Linked DNA regions of Homo sapiens: region 2 is linked to region 1. The links are chromatin contacts, found by Hi-C or POLR2A ChIA-PET in ENCODE. All regions are on one chromosome and are shown on one strand. The core of a region is the stretch at or near the end of the contact, and the rest is flanking DNA. Distances in the headings are between cores, read along the strand shown.

Region 1 (4,281 bases), core at 918-3,417:
TAGCAAGACACCATCTCTACGAAAAGCAAAAACAAAAACAAAAATTAATTAAATTTGGTGGGTGCCTGAAGTCACAGCTGTTCAGGAGGCTGAGGTGGGAGGATTGCCTGAGCCCAGGAGGTGGAGGCTGCAGTGAGGTATGATTGTGCCACCACATTCCAGCCTGAGCAACAGAGTGAGGTTCTATTTCAGAAAATAAAATAAAATAAAATAAGGCATCTGGCTGGTGCGGTGGCTCACACCTGTAATCCCCAGCACTTTGGGAGGCTGAGATAGGAGGATCGCTTGAGCCTGGAAGGTCAAGACCAGCCTGGGCAACATAGCAAGTCCCCATCTCTTAAAAAAAAAAAAATACAAAAATTAACCAAACATGGTGATGGGTGCCTGGTGCCTGAAGTCCCAGCTATTCAGGAGGCTGAAGTTGGAGGATCGCTTGAGACCAGGAGGTCGAGACTGCAGTGAGCTATGATCATGCCACTGCTTTCCAGCCTGAGCAACAGAGACCCTACTTCAAAAAATAAAATAAAAGATAAAGCATCTGGCTGGGGGCAGTGGCTCACACGTGTAATCCCAGCACTTTGCGAGGATCGCCTGAGCACAGGAGGTTAAGACCAGCCCGGGCAAGATAGCAAGACCCTGTCTCAAAAAAACCAAATACATGAAGCATCTAAGGCCCCCAACTCTCATGGCATCCAGGCTGCCTCTCTGTGGAGTAGGTTACCTGCAGCCCCCCAGCATAGATATCGGGTTTGCATCGGGGACAGGGGACTGTGGCTTAGCAAGGAAGGACCCAGAGGCAGCCTCAGCCAGATGAGGAAGTGGGGGGAGGGGACGGCTAAAACTAGACCCTCCCCCGTACAGGGTGAGCGTTTCTCACTCGATTCTCTGTCCTCAATGTCGTCATTCATGCTTGGAGGAGGGACAGTAACACGCAGCATGGAAAAAAAAAAAATCCCTCCTGGATGCTATGGGGTCGGGGGGGGGGCGGTGGCAGCAGCCAGCCAGGCCCTTCCCGCGAGGGTAAGTTCTCCTCGGCAGTAGAAACGCATTTGCTCTCCGGAGGAAGGGGTCTTCGCCTCTCCCTTCCTTATACTGAGCTGGGTGTGACCTCAGCCCCCAGGAACACTCCCACCAGCCCCGCCCCCGACCCCCACCCCCTGCCAGCTGCAGCCACAGGCGTTGACTCCACAGTCTTCTAAGGATGGGGTGGGGTGGGTCCTCAGTGGGCCCCGGACACTCCTGCACTCAGATCCTGGCTTCGCATTTGGGGACGGCCAAAAGAAGACAGTGACATCAAGGAACGGGAGTGAAGCGCTCATTTGAGCCCTGATGTCTGATTATTAACAAATCACATACGAGTTCCAATAAGGAGGAGGCATCTGTGTCTTAAACCATAAACCACCCCCTTCCTCCCCACCCCACAGGACAGCCTTTATCGACACACTTAGATTTTTTTTTTTTTTTTTTCCCGAAATCGTCGGCTGGTGGCCTTCCTAGCGTTATAAATAGGAAATACATAGGGCTAGGATGGGTCTATTTCAGCGTCCCAGAGAGAAGCTGAGGTTTTCATCCGCCCGAGCTCTCAGCGTGTCCTGAAAATGGTGCACTTAGAGGGGAACGGTGCGCGCGGAAGGTAAACTGTGTTGCTGGGCGCAGCTCAGGGAACGGTTTTCCCTGGTACCGGGAACAGGGATGTGAGGGCCTTCACGGAGTCACAAGACCGTGGCTCTCTGCTCCCACCCGCCCCATCTGCTGGAAAGGGATTTAGAGGCGGCAAAGGCTGCCGGATAAACCTTCCAGGGAGACGGTTTATCCTGGGAGAAGGGGAGATGCGCGCACTCACCTCTGCAGCTGAGACAGCCTCTCCTCCTTACTGGCAAACAAAGGCGAGCCCTGCCCGGGTGCAGCTGGGCATCGCTCACGCTCCCCGGGCCTTCAGAGCCTAGGAGGAAGAGGATGCTCGCAGGGGCGGATTCTGCATCCGAGGAAGGTCACCCAGGGCGACGTGGCCAGCGCCCGCCAGCTCTTTTGTGCAGGGGTGGGTGGGGTGCAGGGTTAGCGGTGGGCTCCCCAGCGCGGGGCTGCGGCTGCGCCCCCTCTCATCGCCGCCCGCCTGCGCGCCCTGCCTCCGAGGTAGCTGCTTCTTCCCAGCTCAGGGCTGGCAGAGGCTCGGCTTCCCGAAGACGGTTAATTTATGCTGCTTTTGTGTGCAGGGAGGAGGGGGTGGGGGGTGGCGGCCTGACGGAAAAGCACAGCCCCCTGCCAGAATCCGATCCTCCCCATTGGCTGACAGACAAGCATCTCCGAAAGCCACGCCAGGGGCAGAGGCAGAAATAATTTTCTGATGGCGCATCAGAGATTTAAAAACAAAACAACGGACAAATAAATAAATAAATGGCAAGATGGCCTCATTCCTTAGAGAATGGGGGGTGGGGGAGTTGGGAAAGGTCTTCTTGGCACTTCTCCTTGCAAAGGGAGCAGGGGTGAGGGGTGGCATCCCCCAAAAAGTCTGTGCAGGCAAAGAAATGACTGTCCCCAGGTCGGATGCCATGGCTCACGCCTGTAATCCCAGCACTTTCGGAGGCCGAGGAGGGAGGATCACCTGAAGTCAGGAGTTCGATACCAGCCTGGCCAACATGGTGAAACCCCGTTTCTACTGAAAATACAAAAATTAGCCAGGCGTGGTGGCGTGCGCCTGTAATCCCAGCTACTCGGGAGGCTGAGGCAGGAGAATCGCTTGAACCTGGGAGGCGGAGGTTGCAGTGAGCCGAGATGGCGCCACTGCACTGCAGCCTGGGCGGCAGAGGGAGACTCTGTCTCAAAGAAAAAAAAAAAAAAAGAAAGAAATGACTGTCCCCAGGTCACCGTGTTGTGGGTCCATTAGATGGTCACTTACCATTGATTCAGCCTCGTGCCCTAAACAGGGCTGGGTGCAGGGGAGGCGGAAGTTTCTCAGGCACACTCACTTTGCAGGGCTGCTGTGGGAACGGCGCCCCCTGCAGTTGTGCGCTGGCGTGGCCTCGCCCTGGAGGAATTCAAGGAGACTGTGGAAGATGGTAGGGTGGAGAGTGCAGGCCGTGCAGTCGGACTGGAAGTGGGTTTGAACTCTAGCCCAGCCACTCCCCAGCTGGCAGACCAGTGGGCATGAGTGATCTCACCTGCGGGCCTCAGTTTTTCTCATCTGTGAAATGGAGCCGCTATGGCTTTTCCACATTATGAGATAATGCATAGACAGCACTAAACACAGTGCTGGGGCACAAGAAAAGCTCCCTATGTGTTTCTTTCTCTTTCTTTCTTTCTTTCTTTCTTTCTTTCTTTCTTTCTTTCTTTCTTTCTTTCTTTCTTTTTTTTTTTTTTTTAGGTGGAGTCTCGCTCTGTTGCCAGGCTGGAGTACAGTGGTGCGATCTTGGCTCACTGCAACCTCCGACTCCCAGGTTCAAGTGGTTCTCCTCCCTCAGCCTCCCAAGTAGCTGGGATTACAGGCACACACCACCACACCTGGCTAATTTTTTTTTTGTATTTTTAGTAGAGGCGGGGTTTCAACATGTTGGCCAGGCTGGTCTCGAACTCCTGACTTCAGGTGATCCGCCCACCTTGGCCTCCCAAAGTGCTGGGATTAGAGGTGCGAATCACTGTGCTCGGCCTATATGTATTTCTTGCTATTGCTGTTTTTAATGTTTATTTTATTTACTTATTTTTTTAAGAAACAGGAGTTTTCCCTGTCATCCAGGCTGGAGTGCAATGGCACAATCACAGCTCGCTGCAGTCTTGAACTCCCGGGCTCAGGTGATCCTTACACCTCTTTCTCTCCAGTGGTTGAGACTACAGGCTCCTACCACCACGCCCTGCTAATCTGTGTAATTTTTGTAGAAATAGGGTATCTCTCTATTGCCCAGGCTGGTCTTGAATTCTTGGGCTCAAGTGAGCCTCTCATCTCAGCCTCGAAAAATGTTGGGATTATAGGTGTGAGCCACCGTGCCTGACCCACAGCACTTACTATTAATTGAAATTATTTACACTTTTTTGTTGTTGTTGTTGATTCTCTGCTCCTCCTTATTAGAATATACTGGGTTTTGTTTTGTTTTGTTTTGTTTTGAGACAGAGACTTGCTCTGTTTCCCAGGCTGGAGTGCAGTGGTGTGATCTCAGCTCACCGCAACCTCCTCCTCCTCTCAGGTTCAAGCGATTCTCATGCCTCAGCCTCCCAAGCATCTGGGACTACAGGCATGCACCACCACACCCAGCTATTTTTTTTATTTTTGGTAGAAACGGGGTTTCACCA
Region 2 (4,281 bases), core at 468-2,967, 71 kb before region 1:
GGAGACCCTGTGTCTACAAAAAATTAGAACATTAGCTGGGTGTGGTGGCTCATGCCTGCAATCCCAGCTACTCAGGAAGCTGAGGCGGGAGGATCACTTGAGCCCAGGCGGTCAAGGCTGCAGTGAGCTGTGATTATATCACTGCACTGCAGCCTGGGTGACAGAGTGAGACCCTGTCAGAAAAGAAAAGAAAAGAAAAAAGAAAAAAAGAGAAGAGAAGAGAAAAAGAAGAGAGAAGGCAAGGGGAAGAGAGGGGAGGAGAGGGCAAGGGAGGGGTGGAAGAAAAGAAAAGAAAAAAGCAGGCCGGCCACAGTGCCTCACGCCTATAATCCCAACACTTTGGGAGGCCGAGGTGGGCAGATCACCTGAGGTCGGGAGTTTGAGACCAGCCTGACCAACATGGAGAAACCTTGTCTCTAGTAAAAATAAAAAATTTAGCTGGGCGTGGTGGTGCATGCCTGTAACCCCAGCTATTCGGGAGGCTGAGGCAGGAGAATTGCTTGAACCCGGGAAGTGGAGGTTGTGGTAAGCTGCGATCGCACCACTGCGCTATAGCCTGGGCAACAAGAGCAAAACTCTGTCTCAAAAAAAAAAAAAAAAAAAAGAACAGAACCGGCACTTTGGGAGGCCGAGGCGGGTGGATCACCTGAGGTCAGAAGTTCGAGACCAGCCTGAACCACATGGTGAAATTCTTGTCTCTAATAAAAATACAAAAAATTAGCCAGGTGTGGTGGCGGGCGCCTATAATCCCAGCTACTCCAGAGGCTGAGGCAGGAGAATCACTTGAACCCAGGAGGCGGAGGTTGTAGTGAGCCGAGGTTGCACCACTGCACTCTAGCCTGGGCGACAGAGCGAGACTCCGTCTAAAAAAAAAGAGGCCGGGTGCGGTGGCTCACGCCTGCAATCCAAGAACATTGGGAGGCCGAGGCGGGTGGATCACAAGGTCAGGAGATTGAGACCGACCTGGCTAACAGGGTGAAATCCCGTCTCTACTAAAAATACAAAAAATTAGCCAGGCGTGGTGGTGGGCACCTGAAGTCCCAGCTACTCAGGAGGCTGAGGTAGGAGAATCATTCTGAACCCGGGAGGCGGAGGTTGCAGTGAGCCACGGTTGTGCTGCTGCACTCCAGCCTGGGCAACAGAGTGAGACTCTCTCAAAAAGAAAAGAAGAGGAGAAGGGGAGAAGAGGAAAGCAGAAGAGTTCCAGGGCTAGCAGGGAACAGAAGTGACTCAAGGAGAAGCAGGACCCTGCCCAGCCCCCTCTGAGGATGGAGGGCTCTTTGCCTAGGGGACGCACCTGCAGGAGCAGAGGAGGCCATCGGGGCCCTCCCGGTTTCCCCAGGCTGAGCAAAGGCAGCACAGGACACAGAACACGCATTTGAGGCTTTGCGCCGCAGCTTGGATTTAGTTACACACTGTCTGCAAAATGTGTCCTGGGTTGAAGCACATCCTGGCTCTGCTCCTGGTAAACGGTGCTGCCTCTCTGCCATTTCCCCCTCCCCAGGGGACAGCGATTCCATCTGCCTCCCAAGATGGTGGTGAGGGCGGAAGGAAGGGCTGCAGCGGGGCCTGGCACCCTCTGGAGGGCCCCCAACTATGAGTCTTGTTTGATTCTAGGGTCTCAGACTTAGTCATTGCCAAGTCGCGTTGGGTGGGGCGAGCGCTGCCTGGCGCCTCCAGGTCAGGGCCTGGAGCAGGTGTTGGGAGGAGGCCTGAGTCCAGCAGAGCCCGCAGCTGCCGTGGCCTTGACCATACACGGGCATGAAACTGCGGTCACTATTAATAACCACGGTGCCTTTGCCCAGGTCCAGGGTGACAGCCGCTATAAAGCCAGGCCTGCCAGCCCCAAGCGGCTCCTTCAGCCCCCGAGAACCTTAACCCCCCTGTTGTGAGACAAAAAGAAAAGTAAGTACCAAAACCATCTCTCCCCCCGTCCCCCTGGTCAGCCTCGTGCAGAACACGGGCCCCCGCTCGGCGGCCGGAAGTCAGACACAGAACAGTGGTGAAATGAGATCCCCCCTCAAAGGACGTCCGAAGCACAGATCCGGGGTGGTACCTACTTGTCCCAGGCGGTTCGGTGGCCTCCAGGACAGCCCAGGCCCAGCCCTGCCTAAGGAGCAGGGAAGATGGCTGTGGGGAGGAGGAGGAAGAGGAGGAGGAGGCAGCGGCTGAGCTGTTTGGGGGCTGGGCCTGCTCACTGCTTCTCCTTATCTAAGGGGACAGAGCCGGGGATCCCGCCGCAGGCCGGGTGACCCCAACAATGCATGTGTGTCTTGCGATGATGTGGCCACAGCTGTGGCTCCCTCAGTGGGGGGAGGCGAATGGCGAGGACGGAGGTGGGGGCTCCCTCCCTCCGGCCCCCTCCCCACCCCAACCCCTGGCTGTCCTGGGGTCTCCCGCCCCTCTCTGGGGTTTCATAGTTTGAAGGTCCCTTTAGGGGAGAACTTACAGGCCATGTCCTCAATGAGCCCTGTTTGGATTGACTGCACCTCACGGGTTCCCTGCTTGGAGAGCCGCTGGACCCCCACCTTGTCACCCCCTCCCCTACCTTGGAGGGGGCTGGGCCCTCGTCCTCCCGGAAGCTCAGTGGTTTCTCGACCTCGTTGAATGCTGCAGAAGCTTAACGGGGGCAGAGAGGAGACAAGGCCATTTCTCGGGAGCCCGCAGCTCCCCCAGAATGTGCAGGGTGGATCCTGTCTGGCCTCTTCAGCCTGCTTCTCCCCCAGGCCCTAGCTGGGCCCACAGCTGGCCCCAAGGACACCCCCTTAAGGCCCTGGCAGCAGGGAGTCTGGGGCACCCAAGCTCGGTGGCCTTGGAGGTGACAGCTTTGGCCCTGGTAGGGCCCTGGGGTGGGGGGCGGGGGGCGGCGCCAGCGGAGTAACTGCTGATTAAGGGGCCGGCTGACTACTACTTGATGTGAGTGGCAGATGGTTGGGGGTGGGGTGGGGGTGCCTGAAATAGAGTTGGGGGGAGGCCGGCACTAAAACCTCATCCCCCCCACCTCCCAGGGCCTCTCTGCTTCCATCCGGGTGGGTCTCAGCCTCTCTCTTCCCATGGCCAGCAGGACTTCTGGGGAAGGGCCTGAGGGCAGAGTCCCAGGGCTGGGTGGTCCCAGGGGAGCGGGCAGGGCAGGGCAGGGAGTTCAGGTTCTCCATGGAAGGGACTGTCCATCTGTCTGCGCACACACCCTCCAGTGCCTCCCAGGCAGGGAGGGGGCTGCAGACTGGCTTCCTGATGACCCAGGTGGTTCACGCCTATAATCGCAGCACTTTGGAAGGCTGAGTTGGGAGGCTTCCTTGAGCCCAGGAGTTCGAGACTGGCCTGGGAAACAGATCCCATCTCTACATAAAATAAAAAAATTAGCTGGGCACGGTGGCACGCCCTGTAGTCCCAGCTACTTGGGAGGCTGAAGCAGGAGGATTGCTTGAGCTCAAGAGGTTGAGGCTGCAGTGAGCGATGAGGGTGCCTCTGCACTCCAGCCTGGGTGACAGAGTGAGACCCTGCCTCAAAAAAACCCCCCAAAGATTGCCTTCCCAGCTGGAGAAGCCACTGAGCCAGGGGCACAGCGGGGTCCTGCCTGTCTGTCCCAGGCCCCGGGAACCCTGAGACACCCCTCCCCAACCCCTCACAGGGAAAGGCTTCAGAAGCTGCAAACCAAGGACCCCACTGTGGGCACGAGAATCCCGCCCTCGCACGGGAGCTCGGAAGGCCAGCTTCCAACGAGGTCCTCTGCCCTCCACAGACTCCATGGGCTGCCTGTCACCTGGGGTCCTGCAAGGGTCAAGGAGGGAGGCCCCCAGGCAGGGGACTTTCAGTAGAGCCAGGCTACCCTCAGCCAAGTTCCTCAAGCTCCGGGAATGACTTGGCCCAGAGAAGTGTCAGCCACGCGACAACATGGGGGCCTCTGTGTGATGGTTGGTGCCTGCCCTGGACTCTCAGTCCCTTCCTGGGCCCACGATAGGTACCTCAAGGGAGCGGGGCAGGATTTTTTGTTTGTTTGTTTTTGAGACAGGGTCTGGCTCTGTCGCCCAGGCTGGAGTGCAGTGGTGTGATCTCGGCTCACCGCAACCTCTGCCTCCCAGGTTCAAGCAATTCTCCTGCCTCAGCCTCCTGAGTGGCTGGGATTACAGGTGTGCACCATCATGCCCGGCTAATTTTTGTATTTTTAGTAGAGATGGGGTTTCACCATGTTGGCCAGACTGGTCTCGAACTCCTGACCGCAAGTGATCTGCCCGCCTCAGCCTCCCAAAGTGCTGGGATGACAGGTGTGAGCCACCATGC

Evidence for each region. A loop is a pair of places that touch in the nucleus more often than their neighbours do. ChIA-PET counts read pairs that join two places held with the same protein, here RNA polymerase II (POLR2A).
Region 2: POLR2A ChIA-PET joins it to region 1 with 11 read pairs in WTC11. The contact joins the enhancer-like site here to the promoter of ATCAY in region 1. A Hi-C loop is called at or near these places in 1 of 37 single-sample maps with no recorded cell type. POLR2A ChIA-PET finds 5 or more read pairs at or near these places in 12 of 52 experiments (H1, HEK293, HEK293T and 7 more).

What each region holds. Positions count from the first base shown.
Region 1 is chr19:3,878,571-3,882,851 of GRCh38, reverse strand. It overlaps ATCAY (ATCAY kinesin light chain interacting caytaxin), which reads right to left and starts at 2,167. Exons shown (of 13, transcript NM_033064.5): 1 at 1,844-2,167. RefSeq lists an enhancer at 1,962-2,492.
Region 2 is chr19:3,948,935-3,953,215 of GRCh38, reverse strand. No RefSeq gene overlaps it. Among named protein-coding and RNA genes, the nearest start is that of MIR637, 10 kb to the left of the region's middle. RefSeq lists an enhancer at 1,084-1,853. Within about 2 kb of position 1,717, at least 11 of the 41 ENCODE cell types and tissues checked have a DNase peak (open chromatin) inside an H3K27ac peak, as active enhancers do.